Linked DNA regions of Homo sapiens: all the other regions are linked to region 1. The links are chromatin contacts, found by Hi-C or POLR2A ChIA-PET in ENCODE. All regions are on one chromosome and are shown on one strand. Each heading gives the region's core, a stretch centred on a gene start or an enhancer-like site at or near the end of the contact. The rest is flanking DNA. Distances are from core to core; before and after follow the strand shown. Region 1 overlaps LOC124900670 (a long non-coding RNA gene). Region 2 holds the start of LINC00504 (long intergenic non-protein coding RNA 504). Region 3 holds the start of LINC01182 (long intergenic non-protein coding RNA 1182).

Region 1 (4,526 bases), core at 826-3,325:
AGGCAAATGGTTCTTAGACCAAGGAAAATATCTCCTTCCAGCCTCACAGGCCCATTCTATTCTGTCGTCATTTCATTACCTCTTCCATGTAGGTTACAAGCCACTAGCCCGTCTCTTAGAACCTCTCATTTCCTTTCCATCATGGAAATCTATCCTCAAGGAGATCACTTCTCAGTGTGCCATCTGCTATTCTACTACCCCTCAGGGATTGTTCGGGCCTCCTCCCTTTCCTACACATCAGCTCTGGGATTTGCCCCTGCCCAGGACTGGCAAATTGACTTTACTCACATGCCTCGAGTCAGAAAACTAAAATATCTCTTAGTCTGGGTAGATACTTTCACTGGATGGGTAGAGGCCTTTCCTACAGGGTCTGAGAAGGCCACCACAGTCATTTCTTCCCTTCTGTCAGACATATTTCCTCAGTTTAGCCTTTCCACCTCTATACAGTCTGATAACAGACCAGCCTTTATTAGTCAAATCAGCCAAGCAGTTTTTCAGGCTCTTAGTATTCAGTGAAACCTTTATATCTCTTACAGTCCTCAGTCTTCAGGAAAAGTAGAACAGACTAATGGTCTCTTAAAAACACACCTCACCAAGGTCAGCCACCAACTTAAAAAGGACTGGACAATACTTTTACCACTTTCCCTTCTCAGAATTCAGGCCTGTCCTCGGAATGCTACAAGGTACAGCCCATTTGAGCTCCTGTATAGATGCTCCTTTTTATTAGGCCCCAGTCTCATTCCAGACACCAGACCAACTTAGACTGTGCCCCAAAAAATTTGTCATCCCTACTATCTTCTGTCCAGTCATACTCCTATTCACCGTTCTCAACTACTCATACATGCCCTGCTCTTGTTTACACTGCCGGTTTACACTGTTTCTCCAAGCCATCACAGCTGATATCTCCTGGTGCTATCCCCAAACTGCCACTCTAAACTCTTGAAGTAAATAATCTTTGCTGGCAGGACTACGCTGAATCTCCTTAGGCACTCTCTAATCAGATGTCCTGGGTCCTCCAATTCTTAGACCTTTTATACCTGTTTTTCTCCTTCTCTTATTCCATTTTTTAGTTTTTCAATTCATACAAAACCGTATCCAGGCCATCACCAATAATTCTACACGGCAAATGTTTCTTCTAACAATCCCACAATATCACCCCTCACCACAAAATCTTCCTTCAGCTTAATCTCTCCCACTCTAGGTTCCCACGCCACCCCTAACCCCGCTCAAAGCAGCCCTGAGAAACATCGCCCATTCTCTCTCTCCATACCATCCCCCCAAAATTTTCGCCACCCCCCACACTTCAACACTATTTTGTTTTATTTTTCTTATTAATATAAGAAGGCAGGAATGTCAGGCCTCTGAGCCCAAGCCAAGCCATCGCATCCCCTGTGACTTGCACGTATATGCCCAGATGGCCTGAAGTAACTGAAGAATCACAAAAGAAGTGAAATTGCCCTGCCCCGCCTTAACTGATGACATTCCACCACAAAAGAAGTGTAAATGGCCGGTCCTTGCCTTAAGTGATGACATTACCTTGTCAAAGTCTTTTTCCTGGCTCATCCTGACTCAAAAAGCTCCCCCACTGAGCACCTTGTGACCCCCTACTCCTGCCCACCAGAGAACAAACCCCTTTTGACTGTAATTTTCCTTTACCTGCCCAAATCTTATAAAACGGCCCCACCCCTATCTCCCTTCGCTGACTGTCTTTTCGGATTCAGCCCACCTGCACCCAGGTGAAATAAACAGCTTTATTGCTCACACAAAGCCTGTTTGGTGGTCTCTTCACATGGACGCCCCTGAAACATTTATCTCATCATTTGTTACCGAGCAACAATTCAAAACAACAATGCAGTGTCTGAAAGGAATAATTCATGGGGCTTTAAAACAATGAGAGAAGAAAAAAGGAGAATACAGTACATAGAATACAAGATGTATTGTTCTGAGGCAAGTCTTGGATATCATCTATTTCTACATTAGGTGTGTCTCAAGAGTCCAAAGCTTCTTGCTAATCTGATGACTCCCCACAACATCCTGGTATTATCATTCCATTTTTTTGAAACCTGAGCAAACTGAACCACAGAAAAATTGAGTGAATTGAGAAGGTCACGTGGAAGTCAAGCCCAGAATAGAACTGATGTCTGCTGGTTTCCCATCCAGTCATGACCCTTCCCAATACACATTATTTGAAGCAGTCTGGTCAGCAGTGGCTAACGGCTTTAATATTTTTGAACCATTAATTTTTTTTTTCTGAGTAACATTCCTGGCAAGCTTGCTTATTTTCCAGGGTGAGAGATATGTCTGAAAATAAAGTTAATGGACAATGTTGATTGTCACCCTAAAAAAAATAGCCTTAAAGCAGTGAATGGATTTTAACTTAAAATGTGGATTTTTAGGTTGCATTTAAATTTATATAAATGTCATACTAATATCGTGCATCTTGAAAAATAGAAAGGTTGAATGAAAAATATTGAATATCAAGGTAAGAGTTTTTGAAAAGGTTACAAAACCTGGATTCAGAATAACAGCAAGGCCTTTGGCAATGAGCTTGAATTCTTGCCAGGAAATGTAGTTCATCTTGGCATCCTGCCCTGACCTCACAATCCTGGGCATTGGCTTATATCTCGTGCTTCAGCCAACTCATTTCCTCCAGCCGAATCGATGACTTTCTAATAGCTGAGCATCCTGCTCTGAATCACTTGCAAACCACTAAGATACACTTTCTCTGTTTATTTTCTGACTTGAGACAGAGAACAGCAAGGTCAGTTGATTCTTTCAATGATTGCTCTTAAAATAAAAACTTTCACTGCAGTCGTTTGAACTTTTGAAAACCAATGTCCAATAATACAGCCATTTCAGCAAATTCAGTTGCTCATGATTTCATAGTTTTTCTATAGCTTTATCATCTCTATCTCTATGTATATCAATACATATATTAATGCATCAGTAATTAGTTAATGGGTATGTACTTTTATGTCTGTCAACCATAGTGCCTTATGCCACATAAATACTCAATGGATGCTAAAAAAAAAAAATGCATATAAAGGTAATAAATTGTTCTTTTGCAATTAGAGAGTTATTTTCATGCCAGCTGGAATGTTCATATTAAAATCAGAATAATCATGTATTTATCATTTGATGGGAAGAAGAAAAGTTTCACTAATTGGAAAGGAGCTTGTCTGAAAGCTGTGGAAGACAACATTGAATGGGCTTGTTAGGCACAGAACATAATCTTGATGTTGTAAGAGAATACGAGCAAAAGAATGGAGAGAAAACAAGTCACCATGTGAAAGTTTTAGTGTAAAATTGCAGTAGGAAATAAATTCACTGCTCACAATCTTCTTGATAGCCAACATTTTCATAAGCTTTTCCACCGTCATCGTCAACGTCATCACCATCTTACGACTATAGGTCAAAGAAAACTAGCCAAACTGGCAATCAACAAGTCAGGAAATTGGAACATCAATGTTATTATCAGTTAGCATTAGTAGGATTTCGTAGTTGATGTGTGTTTAAGACCACTTTTACATCAACTGAGACAAGACTGCTTACCTTCTCAGGATTTTAAATATCATAAAGTATGTGGCAAATAATCTGCCTTTGGGCACTTTATTTTCAGATTTACTTAGTCATCATGTACTTTGTGTGAATGTGATGAATTCGAAGACATGAACGAAAGGCTAGATTAAACTGCTGACTAACCATGAAGAAAATGGTCAAAGTATGTAGTAAAACCAGTTTATCTCTCTATTTTAAAGCCATGTTATCTTTAACTTAGTTGCTGTTGGAAAAACAAGATGCTTTTTTCAGATGCCAGTCCCTGTAAAACAGTGACTGGAATAACCTGAGATTTTTTTTTTTTTTTTTTCAAACTCTAAATTCTGTCTCAAATGTTAGTTGCTAGTTGTGAAGGAAATCATTAAAGGCCAATTATCATTAAAACAGTCTCTGAAATTAGATATCTGATGAAGGGAGAATTGTTCTCTCTTCTCTTAAAGGCCAATGCTTGGACAGGCATTTTCTCTGGTTAGAAAATCCCATTTGTGTTCAGTTACTTTTCAATTTCTGCCTGTTTCTTAGGAAAACAGTGAAAGACAATTTCAAAAAAAAGAATCCGTGGAGAAGAGAAGGCAATAAGATTGATAAAATTGATAAGCTCTTAACATCGGGGTGAATCTATAGACTCTTGATGGCTACTGTAAAAGGAAATTCCATTTAAATTTGGGAAAGGGTATGAAGCATTTTTCTTTTACCATTTTTTTAAATGGGGCACAATTTACATATAATAAAAAGCAGATTTTATGTGCATTTTGATGAGCTTTAACAAATGCATAATAAATTTGTGCATCCAAACCCTCAAGTAACAGAATATTTTCGTCATCCTATAGAGGTCCCTTCTAGTACCTCATTCTGGTCAATTCTCTAGGGTCATGCCCTAGAGACGATTACTGCTCCAATATCTGTCGTCATAATTGTTTAATAAATAATAACAATCTGTCATCATAATTGTTTTACCTATTCTAGAA
Region 2 (4,526 bases), core at 780-3,279, 720 kb before region 1:
CAAGTCACTACAAGAAGGTAGCTATTAATTTCCTATGGCCAAGACTAATGGCTCTACTTCATTAGTGGACCAGATAATTCTTTTTCAACAGGAAACAGACCATTGTGTTGTCCTTTCTAATTTGATGTTCTATCATTTATACATCGCACGCAATTTTTAATTATTAATTCAGCAGCATCTGTGTCAGTCCAGAACATATTTTCCCTCACACCCCTCCTGCAGTCTGGTAAGATCTTTGTGTTATCAAATAATCAGACTGCCTCTGTTTACAAGAGGCACCAAAAGCCAGATCTGTAATCATTAAAAGCAATCCTGATGGATGTAAATACATCTAGTTAATATTTATTGAGCACATATTTTGTTCAAAATATTATGCCAAGCACAGAGGGAGCTGCAACGATGAGCAATATAAAGATGTTACTCTCACAAATCCCATGGTTTAATGGGGAAGACACCCCCATGTATTAATTCAGTGATACATCAGATATTATTAGGGGAATGGAAAGATATGTCGTACAGTGCATCTTGTTGAGCTCAATAATAGATGTATGAAGTAAGTGCTGAGGACACCTGGAGAAAGAGGTGATTGAGTCAATATGGAGAGGAGATGCCTGCCAGGTGGAGAGGTGAATGAGGCCATTCCCAGTTAAAATCAGGGAATAAACTGAATTTCTCATCATTCAACAAACAGCTCATGCCCATTCATGGCCTGCATTTCTGATTTGGAGACCAGGGAAGGCTTCATGTCTAGGTAGAGCTGCTTCTGGAATGACGAAGTAATATTTGGATATTTAGAGAAGAGACTAGGGAGGACGATCATAGAAAGGGAAGATACGATCAGATTATGAAAGGCCTTCATGCTAAAACACTGAGATCACAAAAACTCATAAAGGGGAATGACAAACCCAAAATTATGCATAAATGTGGCTGTGCACATGCTGGAAATAAAACACACAAGTGGCTTTTTTCCCACTTTTCACTTAGTGTTCTCAACCCAGAATTTTGTGTGCATTGATCAGGAAATTGCTCTTTTTTCCTAATAGGTAAGTATTTGAGCAACAAGGCAGCATGTAGTTTCAACATCAAGCTCACTGCTGACTCATTTTTCTCTCAGCACCTAAGCTTTTCATTGTCAGTAACATTAATTATACCTATCATTCACTCTAACATGACCTTTATTTTTTTCCTCTTTATAACATTCTCTCCACATGGGCTCATGTTTGGGAGGCTGGAGACTGGTGATGTCAGCCCTGAGTTTTCATCATGTGGCAATCAGAGCTCTAGAAGCACAGGTCAGACTTTCAGGCTCTTCTGTTGCTCTGCCTCCAGCATTACGTGCCTGAACTGAATTGGCAAGCCATTCTCTGCTACCAGGATGCAGAAAATCAGGTTCCTAATTTGCCAAACAATTCTTCATTTCAAAAGGTTAGGGCAAGATTTGCAGAAGAGAGTTGGAAGGAACAACCATTTATTAAGATATCAGTGAATGAATGTGGACAGTGTGCTCCAAAGACCCGTATTTGAATCCCAAATCTGCCACTTATTTTCTGGGTAACTTTAAGCAAATTGCTTCCCTGCTCTGAGGCTCTGTTTCTCCCTCCTCTAGAGAATGAGGATGGTATTATTTATCCTGCAGGCTTGCTGTGTGGCTTGAATGAAGTTCTCACTGCAAAGCATGTGATCCAGACTTGGGCACAAGGTTGACTCCTACTGTCAAAGGCTCAGCAGAAATGACAGCTATGGTGAGCTTTCACCTCCTGCAGGCTTTAGGAAACCAGTGTGTAATGGGAAAATAGAGTAAAAACGACTGATATGGTTTGGCTGTGTCTCATCCAAATCTCAACTTGAATTGTATCTCTCAGAATTCCCACATATTGTGGGAGGAACCCATGGGGAGGTAATTGAATCATGGGGGCCGGTCTTTCCTGTGCTGGTCTTTCCTGTGCTGTTCTCGTGATAGTGAGTAAGTCTCACAAGGTCTGATGGGTTTATCAAGGGTTTCTGCTTTTGCTTCTTCCTCATTTGTCTCTTGCCTCTGCCATGTTAGAAGTGCCTTTCGCCTCCCACCATGACTCTGAGGCCTACACAGCCACGTCGAACTGCAAGTCCACTTAAACCTCTTTTCGTTCCCAGTTTCAGGTATGTGTTTATCAGCAGCATGAAAATGGACTAATACAACTACCCTTGAAAATCCCTTAAGCCAAATGATTGCATATATGGTTTTATGCCCATGAAAATAAGGTCGCTTCTGGTTAGCGGCCAAAGTGAACAAAAACCAAGTAAACAAGACATATATTTTAGAATTAAGATCATATTGATCATAGAACTTATTCACCATGTTAGATATGCAGGGGAGTAAGAAAGTCCAGGGCCGACCTCATGGTTGTGCATTCTGTGCCATTGTAAAGGGCCTCACACTCAGAAGAACCCTGTGCTTGGCCCAATGCTCTGCTATCACTGTCTTGAAATTCTTAATTTTTGAATAGGGAGTCTCTCAATTTTACTTTCCTCTGGTCCCTACAAATTATATAGTCAGCCCTTGTCATATATTTAAATTATTATTTCTCACTTACCCTCATTCCCATCCCAATTTGGTATAGTTGAATTCACATAAAGGCTTATATGATATGTTGTATAGCTAACTGGCTGTGGTACACAGTATCTTAATGTATTTTCAAGCATACCCTCGGAGATTGGTATAATTGGCCCCATTGGAAGGATGTGTAATTTACTCAAGGTCATATGATTAGTAAGGCAATTGGTATGCCTGTCTACTCTTTCTATTATGCCACAATGAATGAGAAAAAAAAACAGAAGGAAATTTCAGTGCAAAAGTAAGAGTTATAGGAGTACATTTGAACTAAACCGATGAAGAGGGGCATGCTGGAACCAGCAACACATTATGTATTTATGTAAAATTCCTTCAGATGTGTGCTTGCTTCCTGGCATGAAATCTGCAGCATTTTGCTCGTCATTGTATTCCCAGCCCCTGGCATAATGGTTAGCATGTAGAGGACGCTCAATAAATACTTGTCGAATGAAGGATATTCCTGCCAGATTCTTCTTCATTCTGCATTAATAATTTGGCCTTCCTTCTTGCATATTCATATGTTTGCTCCTTTTATTTGAATCCCCGTCTGTTTGATAGAAGAATGTTCTTTAGCAAGCGTGACGATTAATGATATCAGGCAAAAAGCCCCAAGATCTTAACTGATGAACAAACACAAACTTTGTTAATGATGCTTTTTGTAGAAGACATTGCTGGTTTATTATGTATTTCAAGCTAAAGGAGAATTCTAGCTACCATTTGAATTCTCTGCTACCTGGAGTGCCTTGGAAAAGGCCTTGGGAGAAAGAACTCCTCTTGCAAGTTGCAATTTTAAATTAGGAGTAATCTCCCTGCCACACCTAGGAATGAATTAGCACACTCTTTCTGTGTCATTATCCATTCATCCTTACTCTGTCCCTATAGTCAATGTGTCATGAGGGGCTTTTGATTTTTCCTCCTAAATTGCTCAACACCACCCCTCCTCTCCATGATCGGTTATTTCTCCATCTTGGAACTCACATTTCTCCTCCCTGTACTAACCCAATGGCCTTTTAGCACGCCTCTCTGCCTCCTTCTAATGTAGTCATTGCACAGAAGCCAGAGAAGTCTTTCCAATAAAAGACCCTAAACTCAGCACCCTCCGATTACAAGGCCCCCAGTCTCTCACTGCCAACTGCGTAAGCTCATACCTATTGGCCCAGCATTGCAGAACCCTCACCATCCTTCTCTTAACTACCTTTCTAGTTGATTCCTCTGCATAAACCCACTCATGGCATAACCCAGGCTTGCAGTCTGGTTCTCTGAGAAGCAGACTCAAGTGCAGAGTTTAGTGTTCAGGTGAGATCAACACCTGTGAGGGGAAGGATGGAGGGAAGAGATAAACTATGGTAATGCAGTACCAATGGTGGCCTCTGCCTACCCCAGTGGGAGCTCTGGAGAAAAATTGCTGCTAAGATTTTCCCTCAGTGGACCCAAATGTCTGAGCAGTGGTGGGGAGGGGGCTGCTTCTGGGATGGTGTGACCTTGGGTAAGATGGCTCTCTGCAGCCCAGGCCACCCCTGAGGAGCTGACCGCTGGAGATGTTTCTCTGCGAATGTTTCCAGCATCTGGGAAAACAAAATTTTTCCCTCTCAGAAGGAGGATCTAGGAAGTGTATCTCCATGTTTACTTCACCTAATCTCTTTTTTCTGCAAAGAACTTTTCCTCCTTTTCTGTGGCTTCATGCCTTTGTACCTGCCTTTTCTTCTGTCTGAAATGCCACTTGCCTGCCTCTTTCTCCCTTTGATCTAAATACTTTTTTTGTTTGTTTGTTTTTGAGCCGGAGTTTTGCTCTTGCTGCCCAGGCTGGAGTGCAATGGCGCGATCTCGGCTTACTGCAACCTCTGTCTCCCGGAGTTCAAGAGATTCTCCTGCTTCAGCCTCCCTTGTAGTTGGGATTACAGGCATGCCCCACCATGCTGGGCTAATTTTGTATTAT
Region 3 (4,526 bases), core at 1,144-3,643, 510 kb after region 1:
CAACAAAGAGCAACTTCCATTGAGCATTTGGGGAGCTCTTGAAGCGACTTCCTTTTTTCCTTCTCTCTCTTTATAGACGCGATGTGGAGTAGGGAGCAGGTGGTACACCCTTGTGGGAAAACAGGTACAGAGACTGTGGGGGGCAGACAGGGACAAAAGAGAGAGAGACACTGCCTTCTGCTTATTTTGTGTGGTATAGGAAGAAAATATTTAAACGTTTCTACTTTAGATACAGTCTGGCTTCCAATTCCAGTTCTATCATTTTCTAGCAACATAAATTTGGGCAAGTTGCTCAGCCCCTCTGAGCTTTAATCTCCTCCTTAGCAAAATGGCTCTGGTGACACACCCTTCCTTGCGTTGTGAGTGTGTAAGGCAGGTATGGTACCAGGCGCCGAGATAAACATTCATCTAACAGTCCCTTCCTCTTTTACCTTTTGTTTGTTTGTTTTTACTTTGGCACCATTTATGAAGGTCCAAAATAAATCCCTTTTTTATTTGTTTGGTTGTTTGTTTGTTTTGCCTTCTAAATCCTGAGTCTCATCTACAAAGTGGAAAAAAAAAAAAGGCTGTGAATTTCCATAATGTAAGTTTCGTTTTCTATGACTCGATTATGGCAAGTGATGTATAAAGGCTGAGTGGAGTGACAAGGAGGGGCACAGAGAAGAGGGAGGACAAACTTTACACCAGCAAATCCAACAATCGGCCCCTTTTGAAAAATCATTAGCAGCCTGCTGGAAGCTCCAAGTCTCCCAGATTTGGGATATGAGAGAGTAACAACATGAATCTAGAAAATGTGGTGCCTTTCGTGCATAGATTTGAATTAGAGAATTCTTGGTCAGTTTTGCATATGAAGTTGGGGAGAAGGCGTGGGCGGCGCAAAGAAAAACAGAGAAACACCTCCCCCTGCTGCCTGGATGGCGAATAGCAGCAAAGATGCAAAAAAAAAAAAAAAAATTCCATGGTCATATAAAAACCCTCAGCCTATTCCGAGGGTTTGCAAAGGATTCACTATGTGCAGGCAGCTGAATTTTATGGAATGCATTTTCCTATCCTAAGTTACCTTCAAAGGTCATAAAAAATGATCTTAGGACATTATTACAATGATGATGCTTTCCACTGGGCATGTTGTTATTTGTTTCTTGAACAGGAAATATATTAGCGTAACTTTTAAATTAAAATGATATAAAAGTTATAATTGAAAAGTCTTGTTTCTGACTGCCTTACGTATACCTAGCTACTTTTATTAGCTTTTCATATAAATATAAGTAAATGTGACTAATGTAGTCTTCTTTTTTTCCTTCTTACACAATAATTAGCTGTTTGACACTCTTCCGGATATTGTTTTTGTCACTTAACAACATAACTTGGTGATCCTCCCAGAGCCGAAAAGCTCTCCCAGATATGTTTCAGGGCAGCGTAACCTTCCTTGTTCTTCCTTCACTGAGCATGTTATATGTGGAAAGAACACATCCCCACTTGGGGAAACCAGATAAATTGTTTAAATTATTGCAAATGTGAATGATTTTAATGTAGAAATAACCTTTTTCATTCCACATTAATCACAAATACTGTTCACAACCCTTCGTAATAAACTTGTCTCCTGCTTATTTTTTTTTTTCTGGTATTCCTTGTGATTAGAATCTCTCGCCTTGGTATCCGCTGTGTTCAAGAGCAGAACAGAGCTTTGAACTTTACAGGCTAGTGCTCAGAATTAAAAGTGCTTAATGCCACCAAGATTTCTATTAAAAAACCCAGGGTAAAGGAAAAAGCCTTTTGCTTCAGCTGAAATGTTCTTGTAAAGGGCAAAATGGAAAATACAAACACCACTGCCGTTTGCTGGTTGGATACCACAGCCATCGGCACCTCCTGGAAATGGCAAGCCCATGAGTTCCTGATGGAAGCCAAGGTTAGTCTTATTGCATTTGAGAGAGTTAGAAAAGTGTCTTTCAGTGTGGACAGAGAGCCAGCAAGATTGTGAAGGTCAAAGAAAAATCCAATTATCCATAGCAAACACTGACCATACAATTAAATTACACCAGTCAGGAAAGCATCTGATCTTCTGCAACGGACTTCTTCCAGCAAATTTACCCTTGAATCAGTCTGGGCCATTCATTGGCAGCCAGCTGATCAGTTTCCTTCTGCTGCCCTGCATCCTGCAACATGTCTGTAGCAGATGTATCACTGCCCACCTACATCCCCTTGGCCCACCCCAGAGGTCACCTGCAGCTGCAGTGGTCAACTCCCAAGCACGCAGACATCTCAGCATCAAGAACCTGCTTCTCTCTGCCCAAGGGCTTTTTCTGGCCATAGAAGTATCCCCTGCACAGTCCAGATATGCAGGCTGGACAGAAGTTCCAGGGAGCTACCATTCCCAAGAGCAAGCCTCAAGCAATGCCTGGGAGATAAACACCCAGCTCCCTTGCTTGCCCCTTGCCTTGCTGGGGCAATGCCAAAGTGTGTGGTGCCCATACTCTCAGAGGGACACCAGTGCGACTGAGCCCCAGGTGGGACCTACTCATTAACATGCTGTTTATTGGCTTTTCTCTCTTCCCTACTGTCTCATCATTTTTCTGGGATTGACTCCTGTGAGAGCCTTGATCCAGTCAAGAGACAGAAACTACACAGTAAGTTCAACAGGACAAGTGTAACACAGAGTCATTAACTACAATGAAGAGTATAGATATAAGGAAACTCTACAAAGCAACCTAGAGCTACGAGGGAGAACTTAGGAAAAGACGAACTTGAGAAGGATTCAGACCTCTTGGGAAACGGTGAGGTTCAGCCCACGAGACAGCAGAGAAGTTAGCTGCTTTGGCTAGGCTGGAGCCGGCCTGGAATTGCTGGGAACCTCCAGGTGCAGCCAGCCTCCGTTGTGCACGCAGGGGGCGCCAATCAGCAACTGATGGTGAGGGATGGAGCCCGGGAGCTGGCGGGGGCTGCAGGAGGCTGCAGAAGGAGCGGAGCGGCTACTCAACGCCTGACCCTGCCAGCTAAGTGCAGCTGCACACAGGCCGAGCAGAAGCTTGCAAAGGGAGGCTGAGTCCCGGACCCAAGTGTAGCAAGCAGGGAAAGGGAGGGTAGGGCACCGGTAAGGGCAGGAGCCCTTCGGAGGCTCACTCTGTGCTGGGGAGCTCTGCTTTCCATGTCAAGAAGCCTGCACAAAAATTATCACCAAGCCGGGGCTGCAAAGTCACAGAAGGACCAGTTCCACCCGCTGTCCTCGTCCACCCACACTACTGAGCCGCGGTCCCCGCACAACCGGCGGAAACCCTCCTCCAGCTGCGGTGTCCTCCGGCGCCCTCTACTGAGGAAGCCTAGCATCGCGCGCACTTAAAGGAGACGGGCTCAAAGGCACGCCTTCGTTAGTCCCAGAGCATAAATTAATAAAGGGTCCATTCAGAGCTGAGAGGCACAAAAAAAAATTTTTTAAAAAGATAAATACACCTCCAAAGTCCCACTTGCACTCAAACCCTTGTCTCAGGATCTGCTTTTGAAAGAACCCAAATCACGACAATGTCAGACAGAGATGTGATTTTTGTTGACAAAAAGAGTCAGACTCTAAAATATTTAAAGAGATTTATTCTGAGCCAAATATGAGTCACTAATGGCCCATGACATAACCTTCAGGAGATCCTGAGAACATGACCCCAAGGTGATTGGGGCGTCACCTAGATGTATACATTTTAGGGAGACGTGAGACTTCAATTAAATACATTTAAGACATACATTGTTTCAGTCCAGAAAAGGGAAAGTGGGGAGGTCTGCTTCCAGTTGTAGGTAGATTTAAAATTTGTCTGATTTGTCAATTGGTTGAAAGAGTTACTATCTCTAGAAAGAAATGTCTCGGTTACAATAAGAAGTTGTGGAAACCAAGGTTTTATCACGCAGATGAAGCCTCCAGGTAGCAGGCTTCAGAGAGAATAGAATGTAAATGTTTCTTATCAGACTTAAGGTCTGTGTTGATGTTAAATGCTGGCCACGTTTCCTGAATTCCTAAAGAGAGTAGGGTATAACGAGACATGTCTGACACCCCTTCCCGTCATGGCCTGAACCAGTTTTTCAGGTTAACTTTGGAGTGCCCTGGCCAAGAAGGGGTCCATTCAGATGCTTGGAGGGGCTCTAGAATTTTATTTTTTGTTAATATTTTAATCTTGGCTCTGTATGACCTCAAGAAAGGGTTTTATCAGCTTAGAGTCTCCACTTTCTCATCTGCAAGATGGAGGTGATAATAAACAGTCCACCTCACAGGGACTATTCTTGAGAGAATGAAACAAAATAGACCACCTGCTATGCACTTGGTACAAAATAAGTGCTCAAAATAAGTGCTCAATATCACCTCCCTTCCTCCTTTTCAAACCAAATCAAAGCCCCAAAGTTTCTTCTTCCTTTCTTTAAGTAAGAGTCAAGGTATGAGAATGCTCCAAGCTACTCTGCTCAAGACATTTTTCCCTTAAATTTGGCCCAGGCCATCTTGGAGGAAAATGGAGAGATTAGAAGGAGGCCTTGACCTGAAAAGGAATGATTTG

The links. Hi-C counts contacts between places; a loop is a spot of excess contacts on that map. ChIA-PET counts read pairs that join two places held with the same protein, here RNA polymerase II (POLR2A). Pooled maps may share reads with other maps.
Region 2: a loop to region 1 is called in a map with no recorded cell type, with 2.7 times the contacts of the local background. The contact joins the promoter of LINC00504 here to the enhancer-like site in region 1. A Hi-C loop is called at or near these places in 6 of 37 single-sample maps with no recorded cell type and 5 of 50 pooled maps.
Region 3: a map of PC-3 shows a loop between it and region 1 (8-fold over the local background). The contact joins the promoter of LINC01182 here to the enhancer-like site in region 1. A Hi-C loop is called at or near these places in 4 of 168 maps with a recorded cell type or tissue (GM12878, PC-3, PC-9 and 1 more), 18 of 37 single-sample maps with no recorded cell type and 15 of 50 pooled maps. POLR2A ChIA-PET finds 5 or more read pairs at or near these places in 3 of 52 experiments (MCF 10A, T-cell and activated CD4-positive, alpha-beta T cell).

Annotation. Positions count from the first base shown.
Region 1 is chr4:14,167,225-14,171,750 of GRCh38, reverse strand. All of the region lies in intron 1 of LOC124900670 (a long non-coding RNA gene), which reads right to left. Among named protein-coding and RNA genes, the nearest start is that of LINC01085, 58 kb to the right of the region's middle. RefSeq lists an enhancer at 1,055-1,626. Within about 2 kb of position 2,075, at least 4 of the 41 ENCODE cell types and tissues checked have a DNase peak (open chromatin) inside an H3K27ac peak, as active enhancers do; they include PC-3, PC-9 and mammary epithelial cell, where a contact is called at or near this core.
Region 2 is chr4:14,885,672-14,890,197 of GRCh38, reverse strand. It overlaps LINC00504 (long intergenic non-protein coding RNA 504), which reads left to right and starts at 2,029. Exons shown (of 7, transcript NR_126435.1): 1 at 2,029-2,139.
Region 3 is chr4:13,653,046-13,657,571 of GRCh38, reverse strand. LINC01182 (long intergenic non-protein coding RNA 1182) reads right to left here and starts at 2,393. Exons shown (of 4, transcript NR_121681.1): 1 at 2,221-2,393. RefSeq lists an enhancer at 2,819-2,868.